Linked DNA regions of Homo sapiens: all the other regions are linked to region 3. A link is a contact called in ENCODE Hi-C or POLR2A ChIA-PET data. All regions are on one chromosome and are shown on one strand. The core of a region is the stretch at or near the end of the contact, and the rest is flanking DNA. Distances in the headings are between cores, read along the strand shown.

Region 1 (4,943 bases), core at 468-2,967, 590 kb before region 3:
ACAATAAAGCAGCTCCTTACAACAAATCTACCCCCCAGTCTCTGGGTGAATGCCTCCTTAGATATGTAAATCAACACTCTTCCTACACGATGACACAAAATGCTGGCTGATGTCTCATTTCAGCTAATAGTATGCAAACTTCTGAAAACCACACTGTTTTTGAGAAATGGCCACCTACACGATACGCTGCCCTACTGGGCGACCCTGGCCTGCTGGATTTCCACTAAACCATTAGGGGATACCCATGGAACAGGGTGACAGAACTCTCTTTAGAGGGTTAACAATTCTGAAGCCTTTTGTACTCAAGTGACTTCAATCCAAGCTTTCCCTAGAGGTTAATGTATCATTTTTTTAAAACAACCCAAAAGGAGTTTGACTCACGGTCTCTCCACCCGTGCAGTATAGTAATCGAGCCTAAAGAAGCTTTCAACATCAAACCAAGGCAGAGAAATCCTCAAAGATGAGATGGTATCACTGACTTCAACATCATAAAACAATGGAAAAATAATAGGCTAGGCTAGTCTTTTCTTTTAAAGTAACAAAAACTTTCAAAGTCTCAAAACTATTAAAAATGAGTGGCCTCATTTTCCCCTTTCCTTCTCCCCTGTCCTCCAGGGTACACTCACCCAAGGACGAATGTAAGTTAACAACACTCAGCAGCCCAGGAGAATTCGCTCAGAATGTCAAGCATTTGAAACAAAAGGCTTTAATTGAAACAAGCAAAAAAGATCTCCCCCACTCCAAACCCTAAACAAACAAAACACATCTTTTCATCTTTTATGCAGTAAATATAAGGCTACCAATATAGACCACAATGTGCAAAATTTTGCTGTGCCTAAACCTGGGTAAAAATAATTTGCATGGGGTATTTAAAAACAAAAAAACAAACAAACAGAAAAACAAATGAGAACCATTCGCAAAGGTAGTCGAGAAGGGATTAAGTGCCAAGGCCTCCCTGCCCCATCGGATTTTCATGATTTCAATTCAATCAATCCCACCAGCCTCGCCGGGGTTCATTTTCCACTCTCCACCACTCAGCATGAATCTGAGCTCCTGGACTGTTTCCCTCTGTTTTTGCAAGCCTGCAACATTCCAAACACTTGGGTTCAGACGCCTTGAAAGAGTTTGCATTTCCCTTCAAAGACTTTATCCGTATTCTGGCATCCTCCACTCTAACCTAGGGAGGCACATTTTAATGCCCAACTCATGAGACTTTCAAGAGCAAAAGGGGTGTTACATATGTGTTTGCAAGGATCGATTAAGCCCAGTGAATGGTCACTCTGAAGCCTTTTAAATTTTTTTTCCAATTGGCACCCTGCCTTTTGCAGAGCTGAGGCACTTCTCTGTCCTGAGATTTGAGGCTTGTACATACCTAGGTTCTCTCCTCCCCACACATCCATCATCATGTCGTACTTCCCCAGTTCTTCAAAATAGAACTTATCCATCACAAACAGCCCACCAGCAATCATGGGGGTTCTAAAGAGGCAGAAAGAAGAGGGGGGAGGGAGGAGAGGGCAAAGTCAAGGTTAGATTGCCAGCACCCTTGCGCCAAGGCCAAGCCTTGATTCCCTAACAATAAGCTGATCTTCAGAACAGCCACACTGCCACTGTTTTCTGCTCAGTGCCCAGCATGCCACTCTCTCTGCTTCACCACTGCTGCCTTCAAATGCCTCCCCCACTGTCCCTGCCTGGATGTTCCCACAGTGCCAGGGGCTGGACTGAGCCTCCCCTATGTGGGAGCGACTGCTGGGGCTGGATCACTACTCACTGACATGCTGCCATAGGCAAAGAACTCGGCCTTTCTGTGTGTCAGTTTCCTTATAGGGTAGCTACGAGGATTGCAAAAAATCATGGGCATAAAGCCCTGAGCACGCTTAGGAAATGCTCCACAGCACCAGCTCTCATTATCACTATCATAGATGAGACTCCACCTCCTACAAGGGAACCCACCATGCTCCTCACTTCATCATCCCAGGAAGGGGTTGACAACAGATGTACACTGAGCTCCCTACTTTGTTCCCAGAAGCGATGCTGTGCGAATTCAGTGTAAAGTGCTGGGAAGGTCTATGGCACACTGCAGATGTTGGCTAAATGTCAGCAAATATATTTCAGCGCTAAGTACTCTGTGAATGCTATCTCACTTAACCGTGTGCCAACTTGGAAGAGGTGGCCCCCTTCTCTCCCCAGCTAGAGAAGGCATCCTGACTCTCAACCAGAAAGCCCACCGCCCGGCCTGGGAATCTTAAAAGCATGGGCTTCATGAGCATGGGCTCCTTCCTCTGCAGGAGAGCAAAGGCCTGCTGGGCAGTAGCAGCAGTAAGCCTCCTGCTGCCCACCAAGCCCCTTTTCCTGGGCCTGGGGTCAGCTCGGAGATCCTGCTCTGCTACAGAAACGCTCTACATTATCAACATACAGGAATGCACAGACCTAGCAGATAGGCCTTATAAACCTATGTGAGACTTCAACTGTGGAAAAGAAATCTCCAAGGATTTTATTCTATGACCTGGTGGAAGGTGCTCATCTTTGAGCTGAGACGAGGGGAAACCGGAGGGCAGAAGGTGAACAGCCCCCACTGGGTCTCCAGGCGGTGCGGGCCCAGCAAAGAAGCTGGAACCTGGGGTCTCATCTGGGAGGGGCACCCTGAAGGATGCTGGCACTTACTTTATAGGGGCGACTGGGTTCCCCTGCCGGGACCTTCTCTGCTCAGGCGTCATGTAATCCCACTTGAATACCAAGTTCCAATCAAAACCTGCCAGCCAGGAAAAGAAACAGGGTGTTGACAAGAGACTGGCCACTTCCTCCCGACACCCCCATTCCTCACAGCTTAAAAATATTCGATGTTTGGACAGAACTCAATGAAAACCAAAACAAAGCCAAAAAAGAAGGTGTGGAGGAGAGAGAAGGGGACTGGGGGCGTGGGTGTAGCTGAAGAGAGAGACCGGCAGTGAGGGTGAATGTTGAAATCTTCTCCCTGCCCCTCCCTAAAGAAAATGTGAGTCAGGCTTTTCTAATATTGAAATGCATAGGAAAAAATGAAATATGGGGAGAGAACTGGGGTCTGTGTGGTGATAACCAGGGCATGTCCAAGGGCTGTAAGGATGTGAGGAAAAAGAGCATCCAACATGAAAATCAAGCCGTGGTACCTCCAACACTGCCCCAGGGGAAGGCAATGCTGGGGAGGGAACGAGGCTTTGTCAGTTCCCTGGGCCAGCAAACTTCAGACTGTATTTGCAGCAAGAATGGAGTGGGAACATGCTGGGAATATGAAAACTTTAAGGGAAAATGAGCCAGCGGAAGTTGCCAAGCTGGGCAAATAAGCTTCAATTTCAGATATATTTGGCACCTGTTGCATTTCATTTTTGGAATCCACAGACCCCTGAGGATAGAAGAGCCTAGACCCTGTACCCGGACTTGGTTGTGGGCATCTGCAGGGCCTCAGGTCTCGCTCTTGCTCCCAGGGTCACACACATAGTGCCTCTTGGAGGCCAGCAGGCTCCACCTGCGGAAGCTGTCCTGGTGCATCAGGAGGCCACTTCTTGGCAAACACATGGCTCATGGTGCTGCATTTCCAATTCCAAGGGTCTGACAGCAAAACCTAATGACTCTAGGGCATGCATCTTTCAATCCTCTTAAGCTCTCTGCCATCAGGCTTTTTGTCAACAGGGCTTTTGCAATGCCTAAGTTTGGATTTGTCTGCATGCTTTGAATTCATAGTCTGTCCGCCCTGACAGCCCCAGTGACTGAAGGATGGCGGGTGAGGGTTTCTGAGTGTCCTGGGCTGGCCAAGAATTTATGGCTCTGGACAAAGAGGCCTCCCAGCTCCCTCACTGCAGGATAGAGTGGCCTCAGGCAAAGAGAGAGGGAAATGGACAGGGGCCCAGGCAGTGGGGACAGAAATGCACAGAGAGGAGACCCCTGCGGGCCCCTGAGCTGGCTCTTATCATGGTGCCTCAAAGGCCACGAAGGAAAACCAGAAAAACAATGTCCTGGCTGTTTCACTAACAGAGAAGGTTAAGGATTAGCTGACATAACCTTTCCTTTGTTTTTTTGATGTTTACTATTATCTTATTATTTATTTTATTAATTTGGTCCAAAGAGAGAGGCTATAGCAGATTAAAGATCTGTTAAGAATGGCATCCTTGATTTTTTTTCTAAAGGAATTTCATAAAATGCTCTTAGGGTGAACGTGGCCCCGTTCCTCTGACCCAGAAGACCTGCACCCCCACACGGAACACCTGGCTGTTCTTGCCCCTGCTCTGACATACGCAGCTGCTTTGGGAGAAATAGAGCCTGGTAGATCTCAGCTCTTCGAATACTTGGGGAAATACAACATTCTGAAAGCCAGGCTTTCTAGCTATCTAAGGATCCCTCCTCTTTAATGTCCCCAAACATTTTACTTCTCACCATTTGCTGGGAATCGTTCCTGAATGTTATGTTTCCCACCCTAGGTACAGTCCTCCAAGCATGCCCGCCCTCCCGCTGATGTCTAATTCCATTATGCCCTGTGTGGCCAGCACAATTATCATCCCATTTCCCAGAGGGGGAAGCTGAGAAGCAGAGGCAAAATGGCCTGCCCATGATGACGGGGCCTGCAAGAGGCAGGTGGGGCCAAAGCCCACAATGTCTAGGACCGTGGCTGAGTCTCCCTAAAAAGTCCAAGTATTCTGTTTTCTGGGGTTAAGGCTTGCTTGCACACATATGTGTGTGTGTATGAATAAGCAGGGTCTCACTCTGTCTCCCAGGGTTGATCGTGGCTCACTGCAGCCTTGACCTCCCAGGCTCAAGTGATCCTCCCACCTTAGCCCCGAGTAGCTGGCATGCCATCACACGCAGCTAATTTTTTTTTTTTTTTTTAATAGAGACAAGAGTCTTGTTATGTTGCCCAGGCTGGTCTTGAACTCCTGGGCTCAAGCAATCCTCCCACCTTAGCCTCCCCAAAGTGC
Region 2 (4,999 bases), core at 2,188-4,687, 520 kb before region 3:
TTAATGCCACGGACCTGTATGCTTAACAACGCTTAAAATGGCAACTTTAGTGTTACGCATCTTTTACCACAATTAAAAAGATAAATGCACAATGCCAGAACCCATTAAGTCACCTAGAAAAACAAAGGGTCGGGGAACACTCCTCTCTGATGCTGCAGCAATGCTGAACAAATAACACAAGTGGTTTATCTCATCTTTCTTCCGGCAGGTGGGAAGTAGAAAAGCTAAAACGTCTCTGTTAGGATCAGTGGCAATTCACACCCTGGATTTAAGTTCTCTTAACACATTTCATCATTCCCATTTCATTCATCTTTACGTGAACATTAGCAATTTCTGTTCTGAGAAATCCACTGTCTGGGGTAACTGAACCAACAGCACATCGGGGAGGGGTGGCTGTGATGAAGACACAGCCCAGGACCAGGATGGGGAGGGGGCTCAAGGAGAATCCAGACGGCCTTAGGACTCTCCTTTCTGAACTCTCTCCCTACCCTCGTCTCTCCTAAGCCTCAGCCCTTTACACAAGGTTACTAAGGAATACAAGAATGACACTAAGGTCTCATAAAGGCAAAGAGAAAATCTGCTCCAAAAGGCCACGTTGACCAAAGGGTGAGAGATCTCCAACAAGAACCTCATCAACAGCTGTCCTCAGAGGCAGACCTCGGCCTTCTAGCCCCTACAGCTGCCCCTGCTCCTCTTCCGGCCCCACTCCTCTACTGGCCCCTGCTCCTCTTCCGGCCCCCGCTCCTTTGCCAGTCCTTCTGCCAGCTGGCTGGCTGGTCAGATTCAGAGACAATTACAGGGAGAAACTTATTTTTCAATCCAGAAGTTTTTCCACACCAAGGGGAAAAAATGACATTCTTCTCTATCAGATAGATTTCCAAAATACAAAATATTGACTAATATACATACTCTATTTGAAGACAATATTTTAAAAACCAACACTGAAAAAAAAAATTCAGTGGTTCCAAGTAGAAAGCATGATGCTGAAATAGAAGCAAGGGTCACAGAGTTTATGGGCAAAAACTCATCCACAGTAGACCTGAAATGTGGTATGAGGGTGGGGGGAACTACAGAGATATATTTTTACAGCATGTAAAAGAAAATAAAATTGGTGATTCCAATCTGAGAATAGAGATTAAAGGGAAATGGTAAGACACAGTTAACAGAATCAAAGAGTTTTAGAGCAAGAATGTATCTAAATTTTACAGACAAGGAAAACAAAACCCAAATACTCCTTAACTTGTCTAAGGCCACAGGACTGGTGGCACAGCTGAGCCTAGAGCTCCCGGCCATCATCCTTGTTCCGAACCCAGATCCCGTGCTCCCAGGTTATTGTTCTTGCCCCCATTCCATGACTTCCAGCTGGGACTGCCACTTGGGTGGTATACTTTATACAAATTCCAGATTCTTCCCCAAAGTACGATGAACCAAGGCAAGAAATAGAGTTAAAACAATAATCTGGGTTTTTGTGACCACGGCAGCCCCAAGAGTGGTAGTCTCCAAAGTGGGGCCACATAAGACAATCTTCTGGGGCAAAGAAAGAAAATGACAGACATTGTCAAGTATTTTCCTCATCCTTTATAATAGCTTATTTTAAATACACTTTATGATACAAACAGGAGGCAGGGAAATACTGGGTAGGAGAGAGTGGTCCCTAGCAAACGCCACACCCTCAAGCCTGGAACCGTAGGGCCCAAAGTGAGAACATGCATTTCTGTTTTCCTGCCCGAATGTTGCCTTTTCCAAAACCACCCCGGCCCGCCCCACCCTCCATCTTGTACCCATAAAAACCCCAGGCCCTACCAGCAAAGCAATAGAGAAGGAGAGAAGAAACAGCCGGATGTTGGAGAGAATCAGCTTGATTTCAGAGGGACAGCTTGACAGCAGGACTTTGGAGAAGAGTTTGGCTGGGGACAGCAGGACTCCAGGGGAAGACCATCTTCCCACTTAACCCCCTTTCTAGCTTCCCATCCCACTGAGAGCCACTTCCAGTGCTCAATAAAGTCCTCCACATTCACCATCCTTCAATTTGTTTGCACAACTTGATTCTTCCTGGACACCGGACGAGAATTCAGGTACCAAGAGGGTGGATGCAAAAGGCTGTCACACTGACCTTGCACTGAGCTAACACTTAAGTCATCTGTGGACAGCAAATCTAAGAGCACACTGTAACATATGCCCTCTAGGGCTCCAGGGGTCACAGGTAGCCCCACCCAGATGCTGCCGGGGGGCTGCACAGAGTTCTACTCCTGCCGATGCCCAAAAGCACTCACCCCAGCCCCTGCACCCACTCACCTGCATGCTGCTCCTCCCATGAGGGGCTGAGAGCTGTGGGCTGAGTCCTGTGAAGGGGTCAAGGGAACTATCCCATTTCATTTAGAATGTATCAATAAATCTGTACGGCAATATGCATGTAATTCCTAAGTAAGCATTTTAATACATATGTGTGTGGGAGGTGGTCTAAATATACGTCTGTTCATAGAGTGTGCGATCAGAAAATTGGAGACTGTTGGCCTGGAACATCACTGCTCTGCCCTGTTAGATCTGGCTCCTTCATCTGTCAGTGGGTTCTGTGGCCATAAAAGCATCCAGCTTGGTGTCATGTCTTCCCGCCCATCTGTCTACAACTGCTACATGCCCAACACACAGAACACAGGAAGCCACTGAGCTTCCTGAACACACCACTGACACACTGGGAAGTGCCATGGCCAGCGGTTTCTTGCAAACCATAAAACTTTAGCTGTGTTCCTCATGCTTAGGGAAAATGTATTTTTCAATCACAAGAAAATAATTTCTAACAACAAAAAAATTATGTGTATGTTGGTTTAGTAAGAAAAATGGTTTCAACATAAAAAGGAAAGAAAGCCCTTTGGCAAAATAAAAAGACATTGTGCATTTATCAAAAATTACTACTAATAACTCAAAAGAGAGGCAAATCAGTACATTCTGATCTCTTTGAAGATAAGAAAACCAACTGTATGCAATAGTTAAGGATATGAAAGGCAGAGTCAATGTGAGCACTCAAATGATTTTAAGTAAGGTATGACTCTCAATGGTCAAATCCAGCCTATGACCTGAAGATGGCTTTTCCCTCCCTCTCTCTATTTGCCTGAAAACCATCAGAACACTTGTATGTTTTTAATAGAAGATAATCCATAGGAAGTCTCTCATTAATCCACACAACAGAAGTGTGTATCCTAGCTTCCTATTATTATAATAAAGGAATATTAACTATTCTATTCAGATGCTCCCCATTGTGTGGGTAATGTTTACTTTACATATGAAAGAACTGTGGCTCAGGGCTTCATGACTCATCCAGGAGCTGGAAAGATGACAGGGAGGCCGACTTAACACACAAATTGACTGCATGCATGCGTCCAGTCAGAGTTCCTGGAGGAGACAGTGACATACCTGCATCTGGTGTAGGTGGGACAACGCATGGGGAGGGCACAAAGGAGGGGCTTGGACTCCCTGGGGTGACGCTTGTCCAACCACAGTCAAGAACACAACGTGCAAACACTCTCACCAGCAAACACTCTCACCAGCAAACACTCTTGCCAGCAAAGCAAACACTTCATAAACGGACGTCCAGTTCCCAATAGGCATGTAAGGAGCTTGAAAGTCGTTATTCCGTCCTAACAGTAAAAAGCTGAATAAAATGAAAAATCAGCACTTCTTAGAGATCTGCCTTGGATCTGTTGGAGAAATGTCACAAGCCACAGCCCCCCAAATTGGACAGGTGAATACAAGGAATCACAATTCACTGGAGCAGAAGCCTGTAAGTAGAAACCCCTGAAGATCCACTACGGGGGTAGGAAAACCTAAACTGTAGTGGAAAATTCCTGGAGGCTCACTGTGGACAAGCCTAAGAGATTAAAAACTCCAGGGGGACCCAGTCATGGGGGTGTGGCAGCTATATTTGTGTGAGTTTTACCTCCTGGAGCTCTACCAGATCCTCACAGTGAATATTGAAGAAATATCCCCTCATGCTTACAACAGTGAGAGGGGAAAATAACCATTTTGAAAGAAGCCAGGGCACTGTGTTCTTATTAATAAGGCCTGCCATCGGGAGAAACTATTTAAACAGGGACTAAACTGCTAGCATTTATCAGAGCCTGTCCAATCTGAGGAACAGGAAATAACCAGCCTCTGCTAGACTTTAGTATCACCTAAGGATGTGGAGAGGGGGAAGCTGAGAAGCAAATGTGAGGCTCACAGCCCAGACACAAAGGTTCCCTAAAAGAATGAGACCAAATCATAGGACTATAGCAAGCTTCCCCTCCCACTACACCTTAACACCACACAACTAAAGGCCTGTTTACCAGGGTTCCGTGCACCAAGTCCATCACATCCAGCTTTCAACATAAAATTACAAGGCACACTAAGAGGTTAAACACACACACACACGCGCGCACACACACACACACACACACACACACACGCACGCACGCACAGTTTAAAGAGACACAGCAAGTATCAGAACCAGACTCAGATATAGAACAATGTTGGAATGATCAGATCAGGAATTTAAAACAACTATAATTAATATGCTAGGGACTCTAATGGAAAAAGTAGGTAACACACAAGAACAGACAGATAATGTAAGCAGCGAAATGGAAATTATGAGAAAGAATCAAAAGGAAATGCTAGAGATCAAAAACACTGTAGAGAATGAGGAATGTCTTTAATGGGCTCATTAGCAGACATGACATGCTGAGGAAAAAAATCTCTAAACTTTAGGACATGACATTAGAAACTTCTAAAACTCAAATGCAAAGACAAAAAAGATGAAAAAAATTGAAATAATATCCAAGAACTGTGGAACAATTACAGTGGTGTAAATATGCATGATGGGAATATCGGAAGGAGAAGAAAGAGAGAAAGGAACAGGAGAAATACTGGAAGCAATAATGACTAAGAATTTCCCCAAATTAATGTTGAACACCAAAACGCAAATTAAGGAAACTTAGAGAACACACAGAATAGTATAAAGGCTCCA
Region 3 (4,817 bases), core at 267-2,766:
TCAAAAACGACACTGCTGCTGCCTCTACAGCGGCTTTTATGAGACATAAAGCAGAAACGTATGAGCTTATTAGACAAAAGAATTCAGGCTATAGCCTGGCATGCCGGCAATAAATCAAAGTTACCTCTATGAGTTATGAGAAACCAGGGCCAGGTGCGGGGGCTAACACCTGTAATCCCAGCACTTTGGGAGGCCAAGGAAGGGAGGACTGCTTGAGGCCAGGAGTCCCAGACCAGCCTGGGCAACATAGTGAGACTATCTCTACTAAAAACTTAAAAATTAGCTGGTTGTGGTGGTGTGCACCTGTAGTCCCAACTACTTGGGAAGCTGAGACAAGAGGATCGCTTGAGCCCAGGAGTTGGAGGGTGCAGTGAGCTAGGATTGCACCACTGCACTCCAGCCTAGGCAATAGAGCGAGACCCTGTCTCCAAAGAAAAATGAAAAAGAGAAACCGAAAAAAAAAAAAACTCCCCCAAATCCCTTCAAGTAGACACCCCCTCTTTGCTGTCTTTTTTTCTGGAGACTTCACATCACTCCTTAACATTGGGCAGTTTCCACAGCTACTGTAGGAGGCTGAGTCCGGGAAGCTGCAGAAGACAGGCTGTGAAGGAGACCCACCCACTGTGGTCCACAAGCAGGGCAAGGTCGAGAACGGGGCTGTGTGTTGTCTGTGCCATTGGGGGCCCCCTGATGTACTACTGTCCAGGACCGCCCAAGGCAACATCCCAGGCAAAGTCACCCCGCTGAGCCTTCTCTCACCCAACTCCCCTTACGCCCACCCCTCCCTTCAGGTGTCCGCCCTCAGCCAAAACCAGGCTGCCACATGGATTCAGTGCAGGCATTAAGGATCAGCACCCCAGGCCCTTCCAGGGGCGCCTCTCACCACCCAGGCAGGTCTCAGTTCAAATATCACCTCTTTCTCCAGCCACTGAACTTGTCTGCTTTGCTGCCAACCCCGCGATCACCCCCTGGCCTATTTGTTTCCTGGCTCATTGTCAATGTCCTCTACTAGAAAGCTCCCTGAGGACCAGGGCCATGTCTCCGTGCCTGGTACAGACAGGTGATTCATGCACATCTGTCAGGTGATGGGGGTCTGGAGCCACAGCAAGTCCAGTGGGGACAGTCTCTCTGAAGCCCAGCATTTTGCCGTTCCCCAAGCTGAGTCCCCAACTCTGCCATGTGGAGAGCTGGCTGGGCCAACTCTCTTTGCTTGTGAGGTCTATTCTAACAGGATAAAAATGAACAACAGAGCCTCCATATTTGCCAGCCAGAAACATGTTTCTTCTACCCTATGAATCAGCAAAATGGAGTTAAAACAAATTCTTTGCTGAGGAGCGTTTAGAGTTCAAATAGAAATGACTGTGAGGAACCTGTGACTGCTTCCCCAGAAATGGGAACACAGCAGAGAGCCCTTCAGAGCTGTGCAGGGAGGAGGTGGAGTCCCAGCCTTCTCTTCGTCCTTCCCTTCCTTCAAGGCTGACTACCTGGCAGCCGCTGCCAACTCCCTTCGAAAGGCCCTGCAGTGCCACCACCAGGACGCCTGATGAACTGCTCCACGTTCGTCAGCTCACCCAGCATTCCCAAGGCAGGGGGAAAGGATGGTCCCCTCACCTCTGGCCTTCAGAACTTTCAGCACAGGAAAAACTAGCCATGGCTCCATGAAGGCCTTGGAGACAGTTAGCTTCCGGTCTGGGCACTTGAACCAGAGGCAAACCTAAGACCGTGTTTTAGCTCCCGCTTGTTTACAGCTCGTGTCCTTGAAAGGTCGCCCGCTCACACCAACACCCATCTCCAATTGTGAACAAGAAATGGCGCCACCAGACTCTCTTCGAGGCTCCTGCAGGGAGTTTACTACAGAAACAAAATTCTGTCAACACAAAGCATTAAGCGAAAGGATGCCAGACCAGCCGAAGACATTTCTGGTGGCCAGAGCTTCGAAAGGCCCTCTGCACACACAGTCTAGATGAGGAAGGGAAGGGAACAGATGACATGTGCAGTGCGTAAGGCAGGACTGTCCCCCAGCCCCCACAAGATAGCACAGGAAATAAAATCAAATGTGGGGCGTAAAACAAGGGCCATTTCTCTTAGGTATCAAAGACATTCATTTTATATTGTCTGCTCCAATCACATCTGCTTGAAAATACAGTGTTAAAAAAAAAAAGCCTTTGCTTAAGGATGATCCTTCAAATAACTTCAAAAGTCTGCATTTTGAACTAATTAAAAAGGGAATTCCAACATGATTCCCCCAAAGACAGTGAATAAGAAAAATGGTAAATATCCCAATTGAGAAATGTGCTATTACAGAAGAAAGATAATTATATAAACATAATTTACATAAGAAATAAAAATGGTAAATGTGAAAAATGTATAATCTCTTAGTAATTAAAGAAATTCAAAACAGAATAACATCTCTCTCCTATCAAGGAAGCATAAAGAAACAAAAATCAATAATATTAAAGTTGACTCACTAGTAGGAAAATAAATTAGTAATATTCTAGGGGGCAATTTGGCAATATTTATATAAATCCTTTAAAAATGATGTGGTTTTCTGACAAATAATACAACTCATGAGAATTCATCTTCTGAAAATAATTCAGCTGCAAGCACCATCTATAAAAGGGAATTTGGACAGATACCTATGTCTAACCATGGTGTACTTATTAAATAAAACAACAATATCTACTCAATGGACTACTATGCAGCCAAAAAAAATATATGTCGAATGTTTTCACTGACCCAGAGTTACTTAAAATATTACACAGGAAAAAAGGTAACTTTAAAAAAATGCATTTATGATCCAATTTAGCTACTATATATATTTATATGCACATCTATATACATACACATAGTAAAGGGACTACAACAAGATACTCCAAGGTGACAACCGAGGTTATCTGGGTAACTGAGACTATGAATGAGTTTTTTAAATTATCCTTTTATTTTTCTTTTCTGAGGTTGCTATAATAAAAATATATTGCTTAGGTAATAAGAAAAAACAATTAGGATTATTTCTTAAACTGCATAGGAAAAAAAAATTCCTAAATGAACTTCACAGAGCTAACACAGGAGGAGCAGGCAGGAGCCCTGGCACCTGTGCTAAACGTCACCGACCTGCCTGAGGTGCCCACTATCGCCACCCAGAGCAGACACCTCAGGCCACAGACTCTAACTTTCCCTGACTTCTTCAGAAAGCATACTTAGAGGGAAGGCAGAAAATGTGACATTTCAAGAATACTTCCCATGTTACTTGAAGAATTTGAAAGGCAAGTATATTTAAACAGGGCTGAATTATACGCCCATGTACCCAAAGTAAAAAGCCAAGTTTTATGTAGTTTCCAGTGCAGACGAGGGAACACCAAACCACTGAGCCAAGACGAGAACCAAACACAGAAAGGTCCCAAGAGTCAGCAATTTTTCTATTGAATTAATCTCATCCCAGGGTCAATTTTCAGGATTCTATTGCAATACTTACTGCATAAAACTATGTATTAAAAAATAGTAAGAAAAACACGATGTAAAATACATCAAAATATACTACATAAACCCCAAAGGATTTTCTATGTATACCAATACTACGAATTAGAACATCTTAAGTCTTTCATTCTCCAGCTCTTTCAGACCATGCAGCCAAAGCCTCTGGACAGTGTCACTGGCGGCACTTCTGTCCCATAGCCTTAGGCCGTATATCTTTTCTCTCCTTCATGTTTGGCCTTGTGGTACTTGAGATAGTCATTATAGAGCTCCTTAAAGATGTCTCTCATTCCCGGCTGCAGCGAGGCCCGCAGGAACTGGACGTCAGGCTCGATGCAGAGGTCCAGGATGAGGTAAATGCCCTCCTGCAGCAGACTTTTCACAGCTGGATATAAGGTCACCTGAGGAAAAAGGCAAACCTCTGTGAGAACAATTGGGGGCAGAGATCAAGCCGCACCACCTGCCAACAATGCCTTGGGAAGCACTAACAAGTAATTTCAAACTGACCTCCAAATTGAGAAAAAAATCGACATTCACTTTTAAAATATAATTTTATTACTAAGTCAAACCTTTAAATACTCATATTTTTAAAGTTTGTATTTTGGGGAAATAGAAGCTAACTCAAGCAAACACAAACCTGGAATAAAACTCCATGAAAGCAAAAGGCTGGCTTTGCTGTTCAGTAAATGATGCTTACATGTTTACCAGGGGCATTTTAAAAAACTGGAGTCTTTAAATTTAAAAACCTTATAAGAAGATAAGCTGCCTGCCCATTGTGTCAAATTCTTCTACACCGTCAATCACCTTGGAAGCTATGCCAACCCTGTGGGACAATGACAACTACGTTCACCATAACACTATGACCCCCATCTCACCCCAGAGCAAGGCAGCAGGCAGGCTCTGAAACTACCAAAACAGACCACTGATAAGCCTACACTAGTAATTAGATCACATCATATCACCCAAGAGCAGAAGTGATTTCATGATTGCCATTTAATAGATTCCTTTTTTATTTATGTCAAGAACAGCACAATATGCACTTAATTCCTAACAGCCCTGGAATGGTTGAACTGGTCCTCATCCCTAAAGATGCACTTCTCCCCTGAAGTTCAGGGTTACCTAAAATCTGGAGCACAGGAGTGTGGGTGGCAGCCAGCTCCAACCTGGCTGTATCTGATGCTCCACCCAAACTTCCAGAGAAGAGACTCAGACTAATATCAAACCAACCTAAAAGGCTGGGGGAACAGGTTCTCTTCACACTTACCACATCCATTCAGGTTTCAACTAAATGTGGGCTGAACAGAGTTTGAAACCCTAGTAACTGAAACTAAAAAGCAGTAGTAATG
Region 4 (4,836 bases), core at 2,012-4,511, 620 kb before region 3:
GTGACAGCTGCCTGGCATCATTGGTCTGCCCTGTCGCCAGGGGGCAGCGGTATTGCTGGCTCACACAGAGCTATGGGGTATGTCTTATATTCCTTAGAGAAAAGAAATTTAATGTAAAAAGACCCAAAGTGATATCTGTCAAAATAAGTAACCGCTCCAGGTTCACAGATACGCACAGCACGCAAGGTGGATTCTGACGCACAGTAGGGACTCTCAGGCTGACGCCCAACAGGGATGCCGGGGCCGAGGCCGGTGGTCTGGAGGAAGCCCCCCAGCTGGCCACAGCAGTAGCACCAACTGGCTGATCGGGCTCCAGGGGACAAAGGCCACCTCCTCCCTCTGTGAGAAACTGGCCCCACCGGGCTCTGGCCCCTTCTCCCGGAAGCTGCGAACGGCTTTGTGGGGAATATACAAGATGACGATGATCTACAGAAACCATAGGGAACTGACCGTACATTCTTTCTCTATATAGCTTTATATTTAGTGTCCCACCATAGAAAACTTCATCCTCAATATAGCAAGTACATGAGGTGGAGGGGAGTCTGGCCCAGGAAGACACTTGCGAATGGAGGAGCAGAGAGAGGGACTATTGACGTAAACCTGCCACGTGACACGACTCGGCTTTGTGGAAACCATACGTGATTTCGAAGGGATTGAAAATGGAGATTTCAAGAGTTCTCCTCGCTCCCCTGGGGCATGTGTGCCCCCTCCTCCCGCCCTGTCCTCAGCTCGCACGCATCCGTTCAGTTGCTTCTACCACTCCCCAGTCGGTTGTCGCTGGGTGTCACTCAGTTGCGGAGCCGGCAGAAGTGAAAGCTGGAAGGAAGAGGGGCGCTCCGGCCTGGGGAAGGGGGCCCGGCTGGGCTGCACCGAGAGGAGGGGGAGGGCAGTTCTCGCTTCTTGCCGCTGCTGTGTCTGCACAGTCGTCCGTGCCTTGCCGAAGTTTGACTTTCAGACCATGATGGAATACTGAGGTATATTAGTTTCGCGGAAAGTTTAAGAAACATAATCAATAATGTGATCACCAGACTCCACCCAATGGTGCAGGAGACAGGACGGCAGGGCCTCCCGGACCCTCCTACTGCTGCAGGTTGAGCGTGAACTTCCACTGCTGCGAAAGGGCCGGGCCACACACCTCCACGCTTAGGCCCCCGCTCTTGGCCGTGCGACTGTCCAGGCACAGGTTGCTGCCCACGTGCCTCAGCTTGGAGTTGCCCTCGATCTGTTCCCATTTCTGCAAGACACAGGAGAGTGCCTTAGAGTGTGGGCACAAGCAAAGGAGTACAAACAGATTCGTGTGAATTCAGGACCTTGTGGCTGCATTAAAAACTCACAGATAGACACGTTTTTCCCAGCCTCTCATCTGAACGGCCGAGGAGCTTGCAGCAGCCCCACAGGAAACCAGCCACAGGTGCTGCTGGGACCCAGGAAGGAAACATATTCTCTGCCTTGGATCAAAACTCAGAACGTCTCCTGCCCCAAACTTTCTGTGGGTGTCCCCTCCTCTGAGCCCCAGAGCTCTGGGCACCCACCCCTTCGTCATTAACACAGGATTTGATGTAGGGGAATTTGCATGCCTTCGTATGAAAGCTTGATCCAGTGATGGTTCACCCCAAGAAGGGATCCACACAATGCAGGGCCAGATCCTCCCCTGGCTGTTGGAAAGCAGCCCTGCCTGGAGGCCTTGGTCTGGGCACCTCCATGCTCCCACTTAGGGCTTTCTGCTCGGGGGAGCCAGAGGAACGGTGTCAGGCCAAATGTCAGGAAGAGAGATGGTTGTTTGAACAGAACATAGCATTGAGAAGCCTATTTCTATGTAGTCTGTTCTCTACTGGTGTGCAAGCTCCTTGGTGGATATGAGAAACTTGTCTCTGCTACCCTTGAGCCCCCTGGTGCTCTGTATGGCAGGGACCAATGTTTGCTGAGTTCTGAACATGCCGCTTGTAAAGTACAGGGTACGATGCCTCTTTACTAACACTCAAATCAAGCGAACAACCAAACTCAACCCACATACCCGTTACCCACCAACTAAGCCAGAATCAAAGTGCACAACCCAGCCTGAAGGAAATCTGAGGAGCCCTGTTTAGCAAGTAACATAAATACCCCTTTCAGCCTGAGTGCAGGCGGCTCACGACACTAATCCCAGCACTTTGGGAGGCCGAGGCAGGAAGATCGCTTGAGGCCAGGAGTTCAAGACCAGCCTGGGCAACATAGCAAGAACCCATCTCTACAAACATTTTTTTTAAAAAAAATTAGCAGGGCATGGTGGTGCATGCCTGTTGTCCTAGCTCCTTGCAGGCTGAGGTGGGAGGATCGCTTGGGCACAGGAGTTCGAGGCTGCAGTGAGCTATGGTCATACCCACCCCTGCACTCCAGTCTTAAGCAACAGAGTGAGATCCTGTCTCTTAAAAAAAAAAAAAAAAAGAAAGAAAAACAGAAAAATCCCCCTTTAAAAATCTCTAATGTTTGTTCTTAAAAAAAAAAAGTAACATTTTTTTCTTCCCCAAAGCTCGTTTCAAATAATGAAGTCTGTGGTTCTAATTAATTTTTTATACTGTGTGCACGAAAGCTCCTTCACCTAAGTATTTTTTGCAAATCCTTTTGACATTGCAGAATTAAATTTTCTCACTCCTGCCTCCCTTTCCCCTTTGACTCTGCAAATATGCACAACATATGAAAACATGGACGTGCCTGGAAACCAAATGTTCCAACTGGCAAAGCCAGTTCAGTTCCAAGATAAAATTTGCTAAGGAGCTTCCTCTTGAGGGGCCAGTGAGTGAGGCAGGGAGGAGCCGGTGCAGGCAGAGGAGCCCAGTGCTGGGGACCCGACCTGCGCGAAACACCACAAGGATGTTGTCACTTGTACCCTGCTTTCCTTATTTCCGTCCACCTGCTCACCTGGAGTTCTTGCCAGCAGGGAAAGACAGTGCAATCAGAGGAGCCGGGGAGGCTTTTGCTAAGTGCCTGTCATTGCCTCTTTCATTTCCAGCTCCCTCGTTGCTGTCAATCACCCCTCATGCTGTTTTTCCCCATTGTCATGTAAAGTGTGTATGTATTGAGGCTGCCCTGTTACTCTGAGCAGCCAGGAATCTTCTCAACAAAGAATTCGGAATGAACGGAATCTGATTCTGGCCACTGGAGGGACTGCCTGTCATGTGTCAAAGCATCAGCTAAATCAAGAACCTTAGAAAAACAACAACAAAACCCCAGCTCCGTCTCGCACAGGTGGCCTTGTGGGCTCTGATCTGTCTGTCTGATGGGATTGTGGTTGGGGGTGGGGAGCGCAGATTTTCAAGGCAGTCAGACTCTACTGAAACAGCCCCCACATCCTCTCTAATAGCCTGAGTCTTGGGGTTTAAAACCTAACAGATCCCCATTTATACATGCCATACATCCAGAAAAACTTATTATTTATAGGTCTTTTCATGCTTCACAAAGGTCCTAAGCCGTGTCAGTTATGGTTCCCCAAAACTGGGACTGAAGCAGAAACACCTGTCAATTCTTGAAATTAAGCAATATTGAAGTAATATTTGTTTTTTAAAAAGGTGTCAACTAAAGTCATCACTTTATCAATCCATTACATCCAAAGACATCTCTGCTCCGTTACATCCCAGGGGAATGTGTTTGAGACTCACCCAGTACTTGGCTCAGCAGATGCCAGCCTTGCCCTCGAGGAGCTTCCTCTCGAGGGGCCAATGAGTGAGGCAATTTCTAGGTGGTTTGGGTCCAAGCGGTGCTAGCCTTCTCTTGTTTAACAGGCACTCCCTTACACATTTTGGTATCAAGTCATCAACACAGATGGACATTTAGAGATGCGGATTGTGAGCAGAACCCTAGAGAGGGGCTCCCACTGCCAGGACAGGCTGGGACTCTGCAGAGCAGGGAAGGAGGAGCACCCAGAGCTGGCGCAGGGGTTTGGAGACAGACAGGTGAAAGAGGGCCCTCTGCAGGCGTCTCCCTGACAACTGGGGTCAGAACCGGGGACTCGGTCCTGGCCTTGGTCTTCCCAGATGACTCCAGGGTGGAGGCAATGACTTTCTGAGACTTTTCTGTTGTGAAATCAGGGTTAGACTAGAAGCTGGCTTAGGCTCTTGGCTCCAGTAGGTTCTGTGCCTCAGTTTCCCTACATCCCATCTATCTCTAAGGACCGACTGTAAGAACAGGGGCAGGCACTCCAAGTATGGGCATACAGGGAGGACCTTTTGTGCTTGCATTTCTATTCCTGACACTAACTGTTACCCCATGCCTTGAGAAAGGGTGTGTCCACAAGCTGCCACAAGGGAATACGTCAGAGAAAACCGGCTTACAAGGCAGGTAGAAAGTCTATTCTGAAATGTTTAAAGAAACTGTGTGTATATGTGTGTGTGTGTATATATGTATATATATGTGGTGTGTATATATATGTATATATCTGTGGTGTCTATATATGTATATATGTGTTTATATATGTATATATATGTGGCATGTATATATACGTATATATATGTGGCATGTATATACGTATATATATGTGGCATGTATATATACGTATATATATGTGGCATGTATATATACGTATATATATGTGGCATGTATATATACGTATATATATGTGGCATGTATATATGTATGTATCTGTGGTGTCTATGTATATATGTGGTGTTTATATATGTATATATCTGTGGCATTTATATATGTATATCTATGTGGCATGTATATACATGTATATATGTGGCATGTATATTTGTATATATATGTGGCATGTATATATATGTATATATCTGTGGTGTATGTATATATGTATATATATGTGGTGTTTGTATATATATATGTGGTGTGTATATGTGGTGTGTATAT

What was found. Hi-C counts contacts between places; a loop is a spot of excess contacts on that map. ChIA-PET counts read pairs that join two places held with the same protein, here RNA polymerase II (POLR2A). Pooled maps may share reads with other maps.
Region 1: a pooled map shows a loop between it and region 3 (2.9-fold over the local background). The contact joins two enhancer-like sites. A Hi-C loop is called at or near these places in 13 of 168 maps with a recorded cell type or tissue (HCT116, IMR-90, MCF 10A and 8 more) and 18 of 50 pooled maps. POLR2A ChIA-PET finds 5 or more read pairs at or near these places in 2 of 52 experiments (activated B cell and activated naive CD4-positive, alpha-beta T cell).
Region 2: a loop to region 3 is called in a pooled map, with 2.3 times the contacts of the local background. The contact joins two enhancer-like sites. A Hi-C loop is called at or near these places in 1 of 168 maps with a recorded cell type or tissue (heart right ventricle), 2 of 37 single-sample maps with no recorded cell type and 6 of 50 pooled maps. POLR2A ChIA-PET finds 5 or more read pairs at or near these places in 1 of 52 experiments (MCF 10A).
Region 4: a map of Calu3 shows a loop between it and region 3 (4-fold over the local background). The contact joins two enhancer-like sites. A Hi-C loop is called at or near these places in 15 of 168 maps with a recorded cell type or tissue (Calu3, HCT116, IMR-90 and 10 more), 1 of 37 single-sample maps with no recorded cell type and 19 of 50 pooled maps. POLR2A ChIA-PET finds 5 or more read pairs at or near these places in 3 of 52 experiments (T-cell, WTC11 and activated B cell).

The regions. Positions count from the first base shown.
Region 1 is chr1:230,246,990-230,251,932 of GRCh38, reverse strand. GALNT2 (polypeptide N-acetylgalactosaminyltransferase 2) reads right to left here. Exons shown (of 16, transcript NM_004481.5): 9 at 2,662-2,749; 10 at 1,373-1,476. Among named protein-coding and RNA genes, the nearest start is that of PGBD5, 180 kb to the left of the region's middle. RefSeq lists an enhancer at 1-590. Within about 2 kb of position 1,717, at least 3 of the 41 ENCODE cell types and tissues checked have a DNase peak (open chromatin) inside an H3K27ac peak, as active enhancers do.
Region 2 is chr1:230,184,716-230,189,714 of GRCh38, reverse strand. All of the region lies in intron 2 of GALNT2 (polypeptide N-acetylgalactosaminyltransferase 2), which reads right to left. Among named protein-coding and RNA genes, the nearest start is that of GALNT2, 120 kb to the right of the region's middle. RefSeq lists enhancers at 2,532-3,270, 3,271-4,009. Within about 2 kb of position 3,437, at least 14 of the 41 ENCODE cell types and tissues checked have a DNase peak (open chromatin) inside an H3K27ac peak, as active enhancers do.
Region 3 is chr1:229,658,155-229,662,971 of GRCh38, reverse strand. It overlaps URB2 (URB2 ribosome biogenesis homolog), which reads right to left. Exons shown (of 10, transcript NM_014777.4): 10 at 2,772-3,872. The coding sequence ends at 3,675. Among named protein-coding and RNA genes, the nearest start is that of URB2, 34 kb to the right of the region's middle. Within about 2 kb of position 1,516, at least 2 of the 41 ENCODE cell types and tissues checked have a DNase peak (open chromatin) inside an H3K27ac peak, as active enhancers do.
Region 4 is chr1:230,275,701-230,280,536 of GRCh38, reverse strand. GALNT2 (polypeptide N-acetylgalactosaminyltransferase 2) reads right to left here. Exons shown (of 16, transcript NM_004481.5): 16 at 1-1,234. The coding sequence ends at 1,079. Among named protein-coding and RNA genes, the nearest start is that of PGBD5, 150 kb to the left of the region's middle. Within about 2 kb of position 3,261, at least 3 of the 41 ENCODE cell types and tissues checked have a DNase peak (open chromatin) inside an H3K27ac peak, as active enhancers do.